Linked DNA regions of Homo sapiens: region 1 is linked to region 2. A link is a contact called in ENCODE POLR2A ChIA-PET data. All regions are on one chromosome and are shown on one strand. Each heading gives the region's core, a stretch centred on a gene start or an enhancer-like site at or near the end of the contact. The rest is flanking DNA. Distances are from core to core; before and after follow the strand shown.

Region 1 (4,350 bases), core at 599-3,098, 140 kb after region 2:
TAAGTGCTAGTTACAATATCAGAGGTTTCTAAATATTATGATCATATTTATGTAGGTACGTTTTCTTTCCTCCTCAACATATACTTGTGAAAACCCATACATTTGCCCAAATGATCTCTCTGATTCAGGTATTTTATTGTTAACTCTGGACAACTGTGGTGAGTTACTGTTCCATAGGGGTTATGATTTCTCTTAGGAGCCTGTACTGTAATGAACACTATATGTATTTATACCAATCCAGGGTTCAGCAAGTGTTGAAAACCCTTTTCACATAATAGGAACATGCTAAAATAATTGTGGGTGAGACAGAGTCTGGTTTGGAGACAGAGTCTCGCTCTGTCGCCCCAGCTCGAGTGCAGTGGTAGGATCTCAGCTCACTGCAGCCTCTGACTCCTGGGCTCAAATGATTCTTGTGTCTCAGCCTCCCAAGTAGCTGGGACTACAGGCGCACACCACCACGCCCGGCTAATTTTTGTATTTTTAATAGAGACGGGGTTTCACCATGTTGACCAGGCTGGTCTCGAACTCCTGGCACCAAGTGATCCACCCGCCTTGGGTTCCCAAAGTGCTGGGATTACAGGTGTAAGCCACTGTACCTGGCCAAAGAACTAAAATTGTAAGTACAATAGAACCTCAGCCATTTAGATCATTCAAGGAATGTCAGCCTCTGTAGCTAAGTTTCCCATCTAGCTGAGGATACGAGGATAGCACCTATTGAACATCATTTTGGATGAATATTTTTCTTTTCTTTTCTTTTCTTTTTTTTTTTTTTGAGACAGAGTCTCGCTCTGTTGCCCAGGCTAGAGTGCAGTGGCGTGATTTTGGCTCACTGCAACCTCTACCTCCTGGGTTCAAGCAATTCTCCTGCCTTGGCCTCCCGAGTAGCTGGGATTACAGGCACCTGCAATCATGCCCAGCTAATTTTTTTTTGTATTTTTGTAGAGACGGGGTTTCACCATGTTGGCCAAGCTGGTCTTGAACTCCTGACCTTGGGTGATCTGCCCGCCTTGGCCTCCCAAAGTGCTGGGATTATAGGTGTGAGCCACCATGCCCGGCTGGATGAATATTTTTCTAAAATTTACATTTCATGTTTAAACAGAGTTTACTGAAGGTGTTGTAATTTTTCTCTCATTGACCCAGAGTCATCATTTTTATGAACTCCAGTTACTGTATTACACTGAATGCAGTGGTGCCCTTGGCCTGCTGAGGTTTCTCAGACTGATGCCCCATACCAATGAGCAGTTTGAATTGTTGTATCTGCTTGTTGAAGCTTTTTGTTGTTTATATTCTTATCAGTGCTTTTAGTATGCTTGCCTGTCTACTTTTAGTAATTCCCCCTTTCTTCTGATTTGTGGCTTCTGATTACTTGAATATAGAAACCAGAAAAAGCTCATTGGAATTAGATACAAAGTAATACTATACTGAGCCTATCTGACTCAGTCTTTTGGGAATGTATGTCTGCAGTTTTGCAATGACTTGGCAACTTCTCTCCTGAGTGGGTGTTGAAAGGCCATGCATTTAGAAAAAAATGGAAAGTAGGCAACTGAGATTGAATAGGAAAATTATTTCTAAAACTAACCATGTATCTTGTGAGGTAAAGCTAGAATCTTTAGGTTTGGTTTCCATTTCATCAAAAGGAGAGAGTTCACATTTCTTTCAAGTGCCAGCGTGAATCAGTGGGAACACCCTACTTAATCCTTTTTCTCAATCTGACCTTAAAATTGTGTATAGAGGAGAAGTGCTGTCTTCTTGTATTTTAATATACATTCCAGCTGCATTAGGAAAGCCAGTCATCTGTTGGTTCTCTGCTTGCCATGAAAATGTGTTTATGATATGGAGATCAAATGACTAGTAAATCAAATCCCCTTTCGGAAAGCACATGAGTCAGTTTTATAAGAATTTCACATATAATGACCAGAAATCCTACCCTGGCACTCATGTATCCTGTTGGTGATGAGAGAAGAAGGAAATGTGAAATGGGTAATGCAAAGGGACTTGAGCAAGAGAAGGGTAGTAACTGGCAGTAACAGACCTTGGGATGGGACAAGACCAGGTTAAGGGATAAGAGGGTACCTGCTATACCTCAGCAGGTATCATGGAAAACCTTTAAGGAAATAGGCTGAGTTGACTGAGAAGCTCAGAGACAAGCGTGTGGCTAGCGATAACAATGACTGTCAGGTTTGTTCAGACCTAGCTTATCTATAGAAAGCTCGCTTAGGTCTTTTGTATCTCACTCAGTAGGAAATTTCCATCCCAGAGACACAGCTTCAGTATAAGAGACTGGATAGAGTTCTACTTTAAAGATGGTAGCATGAAGAGCTCCCATAGATCTGCTTCCCAGTAAAGCAAACAAAGCTAGGGAAAACTATAAAAAAGCAACCATCAAGGCTGGGCATGGTGGCTCATACCTATAATCTCAGCACTTTGGGAGGCCAAGGTGGGAGAACTGCTTGAGTCCAGGACTTTGAGACCAGCCTGGGCAACATGGCAAGACCCTGTATGTACCAAAAAACATTTTTTATTTACCTGGGTATGGCGGCACGTGCCTGTGGTCCCAGCTACTTGGGAGGCTGAGGCAAAAGGATCATTTGACCCTGGGATGTTGAGGCTGCAGTGAGCCATGAATGCAGCACTGCACTCCAGCTAGGCTGACAGAGTGAGACCCTGTCTCAAAAAAAAAAAAAAAAATCAACCATTTAAAGTTTCTGGAGGCTGGGTGCAGTGGTTCACATCTGTAATCCCCCACACTTTGGGATGCTGAGGTGGGCAGATCACTTGAGGTCAGGAGTTCAGGACTAGCCTGGCCAACATGATGAAACCCCGTCTCTACTAAAAATACAAAAATTAGCCAGGCATGGTGGCACATGCCTGCAATCCCAGCTACTCGGGAGGCTGAGGCAGGGGAATTGCTTGAACCTGGGGGGCAGTAGTTGCAGTGAACTCAGATCATGCCACTGCACTCCAGCCTAGGTGACAGAGTGAGACTCCATCTCGAAAAAAAAAAAAAAAAGTCTCTAGAAATTGCCCTAAGAGCATACCTCAAATGAAGACATATTTATTCAACAAAATCTTCTAAAACTCTGGTAAACAACAGCAAGAGTCTGTGGCATTGAGCCCTAGCTAGTTCCTTCCTCCTCCCCTCAGCTCAGCTTGACAGATCTCCACTCAGGATAAGTGTGGACAAGAAGATGGGGCTTCTTCTCCCCTCAGCTCCCAGTCAGGTTTACCATATCTCACTGGGAAGGCCACATTGTCAACATTTCTCTACCCCTCCAACTCCAAGTTGAAGAGGCTGAAATTCTGGTGAGTGCAGCTGAGCAGTTAGGGCTCCCTTTCTCCACCAAGCTCCCACTTACAGAATGGAGGCTTCATCCCATTTGCAGCAGAATACTGGAGCCCTAATCGTCCTCACCCCAGCTCACTCGTAGGGCAGAGGTTCCACTGAGAGAAGCAAGCCAAGAAGGCAAGAGGCTACTATCCCACCCAGCACCCAGAGTAGTGCCTCAGAGACCTTTCCCAGGGCGAGAGACAGTTCATAACAAAAGAGAGCTCCGAGGTACTCTCCAAAGGAACTGACTTTATTTGAAACAGTGTGGGGAAGTACAGGCCTAAGGACACTTTAGAAAATGATAACATACCTTAAAGAACAGTAACTAAACTGTAGGCCATCTAGTTCATCAGAGAGAATCAGGGAAAGGTAGCTAAGAGGAGCCCTCTTCAGGTCAGAACAAATCTCAAAGACTTACAGCAAAGACTATTCCTTCCCAAATTTAATTGGATCAGACTGCTGAGCAATTGATGCCCTGGAACATTGTCAAAAACAATAGAACTGCAATTAATGGATCCTTGAGACTGAGCGTAATCCAAATAAGGCACACAGTTTAACAGAGAGATCGGGAATCAAGACAAAGAGAGCCCTGCTTGAAACGACTGTCATTCCAGGGTCAGTTTGTACCCCTAAGGTTGTGCCATCCAAAGAGTGACACCAGCGGCTACATACTGTAGGGAAAATAGACTTCACTGAAATAGTCTAGCCAAGTCACAAAACAAATAAATAAGCAACCACAACAAAAACAAGCTGTGGAGAGGGGAAGCAGTATCCAGAGTTGCTATATAGCTAAAATGTCTAGTTTCCAAGAAAAAGTATGAAATGTGCAAAGAAACAGGGAAAAAAACAGGCAACAGAAACTGCCTTGTGAGAGTGACCAGATGTCAGATTTCACAAAGACTGTAGGATAATCATAATAAATATGTTCAAAGAACTGGGCCAGGCATGGTGGCTCACGCCTGTAATCCCAGCACTTTGGGAGGCTGAGGCAGGAGGATCACGAGGTCAGGAGTTCAAGACCA
Region 2 (4,788 bases), core at 1,681-4,180:
ACTGCAACCTCCACCTCTTGGGCTCAGGTGATCCTCCCAACTCAGCCTCCCGAGTAGTTGGAACTACAGGTGTGCGCCACCATTCCCAGCTAATTTTTGTATTTTTAGTAGATATGGGGTTTTGCCATGTTGCCCAGGCTGGTCTCAAACTCCTGGGGTCAAGCTTTCTACCCACCTCAGCCTCCCAAAGTGCTGGGATTACAGGCGTGAGCCATTGTGCCTGGCCCAGAAGATCTCTTCAGGCCAAGGCTCAGAAGTTATACAGTGATACATAGCTACATTCTATTGGTCCACATAAGTCACAGGACTAACCTAGATTCAAGGGGAGAGGAAATAGACTTCACAAATTGATAAGAGATGTAGGAAAGAATTTGTGGCCATCTTCAATCTGTCACAACACAAATAAACTGCGTGTCAGGATGCTATTACCATCTATATTTTGTTCTGAGTGCTCAACTATACTTGTTCTCATGACCCGAAGTGGGTCTGCTTCCTCCTCTCACCCCTTTATCCCAACCTGTACACAGGTGCCATGGCACTGGGTCCAGGCCCTGCTCAGTGACTTTGGTCATCCATTTCCAGCAACATCTATACCCAAGACAGGATATGTCTACAGTCTGTTGGGATAGGTTATTTGCCTCAAGTGCTGCTTTCTCAGATCCTAGAAAGGCCAACAGAAGCCTGGCAACTGCCTTCAATTGCTGTATCTTAAAATTGTTGGAATATCCCATAACTAATTGCTAATTAGTTATTGCCATAATAATGCTGCTTAGCAAATAACGACCAAATTGAAGTGCCATACAATAATAAAGCATGTATTTCTCTCTCAGGTGTCCATGGATTGGCGGGGACAGCTCTGCTTAAGGATGTAGTAGCTCTGCAGGTTGGCTAGGTTAGTCTATGGCATGTGTCTCTATTTCTTCTGTGATGCCCACCAAGGGCATGTTTTTCACATGGCACAAGATGGGTGAACAAAAAGCCCCAATATCTCATAAAGCCTGTGGTTGGAATGGTCACTTCCACCCACATTCTATGAGCCAAAACAAGTTGATTGGCCAACCCAACATTATCATATTCTGCCTCTAGTGGGAGAAACTTCAAAGTCACATGACAAAGGGACTGGATATAGGGAGTGGTGAAGAATTGGGAATAATGCAACCCTCCATGAATTTTTCTTTTTCTGGAGCTAGAATGGTGGCTGGGAATTGTACTCCAGAACAGCTCACAATTTGTAATAAATCTGGTCTCTTTTCCTCCAGTTTCCTGTTCTTCCCAACCTGCGCTATGGACTTCATCAGATTTCAGCATCAGAGAGAATATGGAAGGACATCGACCCTAACTTCATCCAGTGAGGATTTCCACACACCATACACTCTCTGAGAGTTCTCTTGGCTTTGTGTGCACACCTCCAGTGACAGGGAGCTCGCTATGTCATGAGGCAGCCTGCTCCCTTGTGGCTATCACTGAACCAACTATTAAGCCTTCTTATACAAACAGTCCCTGACTTACTGTTAGACTTACAACTTTTTGATTTTACAGTGGTGCAAAAGCAATATGCATTCCATAGAAACTGTATTTCAAATTTTGAATTTTGATCTTTTCCAGGCTAGCAACATATGAAGACCAACCTTCTATTTTTAAAATAGGCTTTGTGTTAGATGCTTTTGCCCAACTATAGGTTAATGTAAATGTTCTGAGAATATTTGAGGAAGGCTAGGCTAAACTGTGATCTTTGGGAGCTTAGATATGTTAAGTGCATTTTCAACTTACAATATTTTCAACTTACGATGAGTTTATTGGGATGAAGCCCGTTGTAAGTAAAGGAGCATCTGCATTAAGCTAAAATCCATGTCTATAACTTCCTCAGTAATATCAAGTTTGTTCCTTGGAGCCAGAGAATAAACTGAATCCTTTTCCACGTGATGGTCTTTCTGTTGTTTAAAGAGATCAGCCATGTACCTTCTCCCAACCTGAAGACAACTCCTCACCAGGCTACCTATCAATTCTACCTCTTTTTTTAAGAGATGGGGTCTCACTATGTTGCCCAGCCTGGTCTTGAACTCTGGGCTCAAGTGATCCTCCCACCTCAGCCTTCCGAGTAGCCAGGATTACAGGCACACACCACCATGCCCAGCTCCATTTCCATTGTTCTTCATGCTTCCTTATTGAGTTCCTTCCCTGTCCCGATTATTCGTCTTTGATTGGGCTTTGACTACCTGGGCATTTAGTAGGGTCCATAACTGAATGCAGCATTCCAGCCGGGGTCTAAGCAACAGAATAGAGCAGGACCATCATCTCCGCAATTTCCAATATCATACTTTCATCAATGTCTTCCGAAACAACATTCACTTTTTTATGTTCATGTTAAACTAAAAGACAGGGCTGAAGGCAGCATCCTGGAACAGTGGAAACATTCCTATAAGTTGACTTGAATCCTTTAAATAAAGTCCATGTACCAACCAGAGTTTTTGACTATTAAAACAGTCAATTATAACACTGCTCTGCCGTGGCCACCATTGCCCATGATTATTTAACACCACTGCTACAGGACCGTTCATGCTGCTGCTGCCTCCATGAATAATTTCGACACCATTCCTGCCTCTTAGCGTCACTCCTAAGAATTCAGAGTCTGCAGTGGGAATGACCGAGCCAATTCACATGCTTGAGCCCTAGCTGCTAGGTAGGGGAGGAACGAATCTTCCCCTTTCTGCCTCCATGGTGGGAGCTAGGGCATTGAGCCCTCCAGTACTATATACACTGGAAAATTTTCCAAAATAAGATGGGGGATTGCCTGTTGAGTGACAAGTATAATGGCAAAGGTTCATTCCAGTCATTTAAAAAAGTTCAATTTCCCTTTAATTGTACTATCATCCAACCCATATTTTCCTTTTTAGTCACAGGAATAACATGCCATAGATTGTTAAAGGCCGACCCAGTTTGCCAACAGACTATCAAATGCAGCACTGTGATCTGGCAGTTTAGGGACCTGTTAAAAAAAGAAATGTGATAGTCTTTGCTCTGGCTTGTTCTGAGAAATCTCCACTTCCTTTACATCTTTAAAAGTCTATCCTTGGCCAGGCACAATGGCTCACGCCTGTAATCTCAGCACTTCAAGAGGCTGAGGCAGGAGCATTGCTTGAGCCCAGGAGTTCAAGATTAGCCTGGGCAACATAGTGAGACCTTGTCTCTATTAAAAATAAAAAAAATTAGCCAGGCGTGGTGGTGGTATGTGTCTGTAGTCACAACTACTCATGAGGCTGAGGTGAGAGGATTGCCTAAGCCCAGGAGGTTGAGGTGGCAGTGAGATGTGATTGCACCACTGCATTCCAGCCTGGGCAACAGAGCAAGACCCTGTCTTACACACACACACACACACACACACACACACACACACAAACTATTCTTAGATAAGAGTGTAGTTTGCAGAATCAACGTCTTCCTGTAATGGACAGGTATTGATTTTTTGTGCCTCCTCTTCAACATTACTCCTTCTGTTAGAGACTCCCACTCTTCCCTATGTGGTTGGGACAGGCTAACTACGGGGTCGCTATGGCCTGGGTGACTTATATCTGGCCAATCAGAGCACTATACCCCTCTGGCCACAGTTGATTTGTTCAAGGATCAACATGTGGCCCAAGAAGGACTAATGAGCAATGTCCCTTCTTCTCCCAGGACTTCTGCTGCAAATGTTGAGTAAAAGGCTTTTCCTTTCCTCTGGAATGGCCAGTCTGGAGTAGCAAGGGTGCTGTATTAGTTTCCAAGGACTCCTCTAACAAATTATCCAGACTTGGTGGCTTCAAACAACAGAAATTGATTCTCTTACAGTTCTGGAGGCTAAAAGTCCAAAATATCAAGGTGTCAGCAGGGACAGGCTTCTTCTTCTTTTTCTTTTCTTTCTTTTTTTTTTTTTTTAGATAGGGTTTCACTCTGTCACCCTTCCTAGTAGCTGGGACCACAGGCATATGCCACCATGCCCAGCTAATTTAAAAAAATTTTTTTTTGTGGAGACAAGGTCTCACTCTGTTGCCCAGGCTGGATACGCTCCTTCTGAAAACTCTAAGAAAGAATTCTTTCTTGCCTCTTCTAGCTTCTGGTGGCTCGCAGCCATCCTTGGCATTCCTTGGCTTGTAGCAGCATCATTCTATTCTCTGCCCTCATCTTCACATGGCCTTCTCTCTGCCTATGATTTTCTCCTGTTGATGTGTCCTCTCCTCTTATAAGGAAACCAGTCATTGGACTTGGGCTCACCCTAATCCAGTATGACCCCATCTTGGCTTAACTAATTGCATCTGCAAAGACTATTTCCAAATAAGCTCAATTCTGAGGTTTCGGATAGAAATGAATTTTGGAGGTACGCTGTCCATCTCATTACAGCCATTATATGGAAAGAGCCTATCTGAGAAATAAGCCAAAAAGGAAGCTAGAGGGTTACGCCCTGGTATGCTGTATCAGACTCCCCCTGGACTGACCAGTTATGTAACCTGGTGAATTACTCCTCCCTTTTTTCCCCCCATAAGCTGATTTGAAGTAACAGAAGGAAACTGATTACCACTCCTCCTTTTGCAAAATTAAAAAATCATTTACACAGGACTAATGTTCCAAACTTCTCCCCGCTATATTCATCCTCCAAAAGTCTCTGACAAGGATTGAGCAATTTCATTTGGAAATTCTCTTAGTGCCTTGGATTTACTTCATTTGGCTAGGAAACTAACTTATTTTGACAAGCGAGATGATCTCTTACAATGTCTTCAGCCATTCCTTATAATTTTTATTGTGGAAAATTTTAAA

The links. ChIA-PET counts read pairs that join two places held with the same protein, here RNA polymerase II (POLR2A).
Region 1: POLR2A ChIA-PET joins it to region 2 with 11 read pairs in A673. The contact joins two enhancer-like sites. POLR2A ChIA-PET finds 5 or more read pairs at or near these places in 4 of 52 experiments (A673, AG04449, H1 and 1 more).

What each region holds. Positions count from the first base shown.
Region 1 is chr9:33,319,208-33,323,557 of GRCh38, forward strand. All of the region lies in intron 9 of NFX1 (nuclear transcription factor, X-box binding 1), which reads left to right. Among named protein-coding and RNA genes, the nearest start is that of NFX1, 31 kb to the left of the region's middle. Within about 2 kb of position 1,849, at least 6 of the 41 ENCODE cell types and tissues checked have a DNase peak (open chromatin) inside an H3K27ac peak, as active enhancers do.
Region 2 is chr9:33,178,066-33,182,853 of GRCh38, forward strand. B4GALT1-AS1 (B4GALT1 antisense RNA 1) reads left to right here. Exons shown (of 3, transcript NR_108110.1): 3 at 1,260-1,918. It also overlaps a transcript of B4GALT1 not described here. Among named protein-coding and RNA genes, the nearest start is that of B4GALT1, 13 kb to the left of the region's middle. Within about 2 kb of position 2,931, at least 2 of the 41 ENCODE cell types and tissues checked have a DNase peak (open chromatin) inside an H3K27ac peak, as active enhancers do.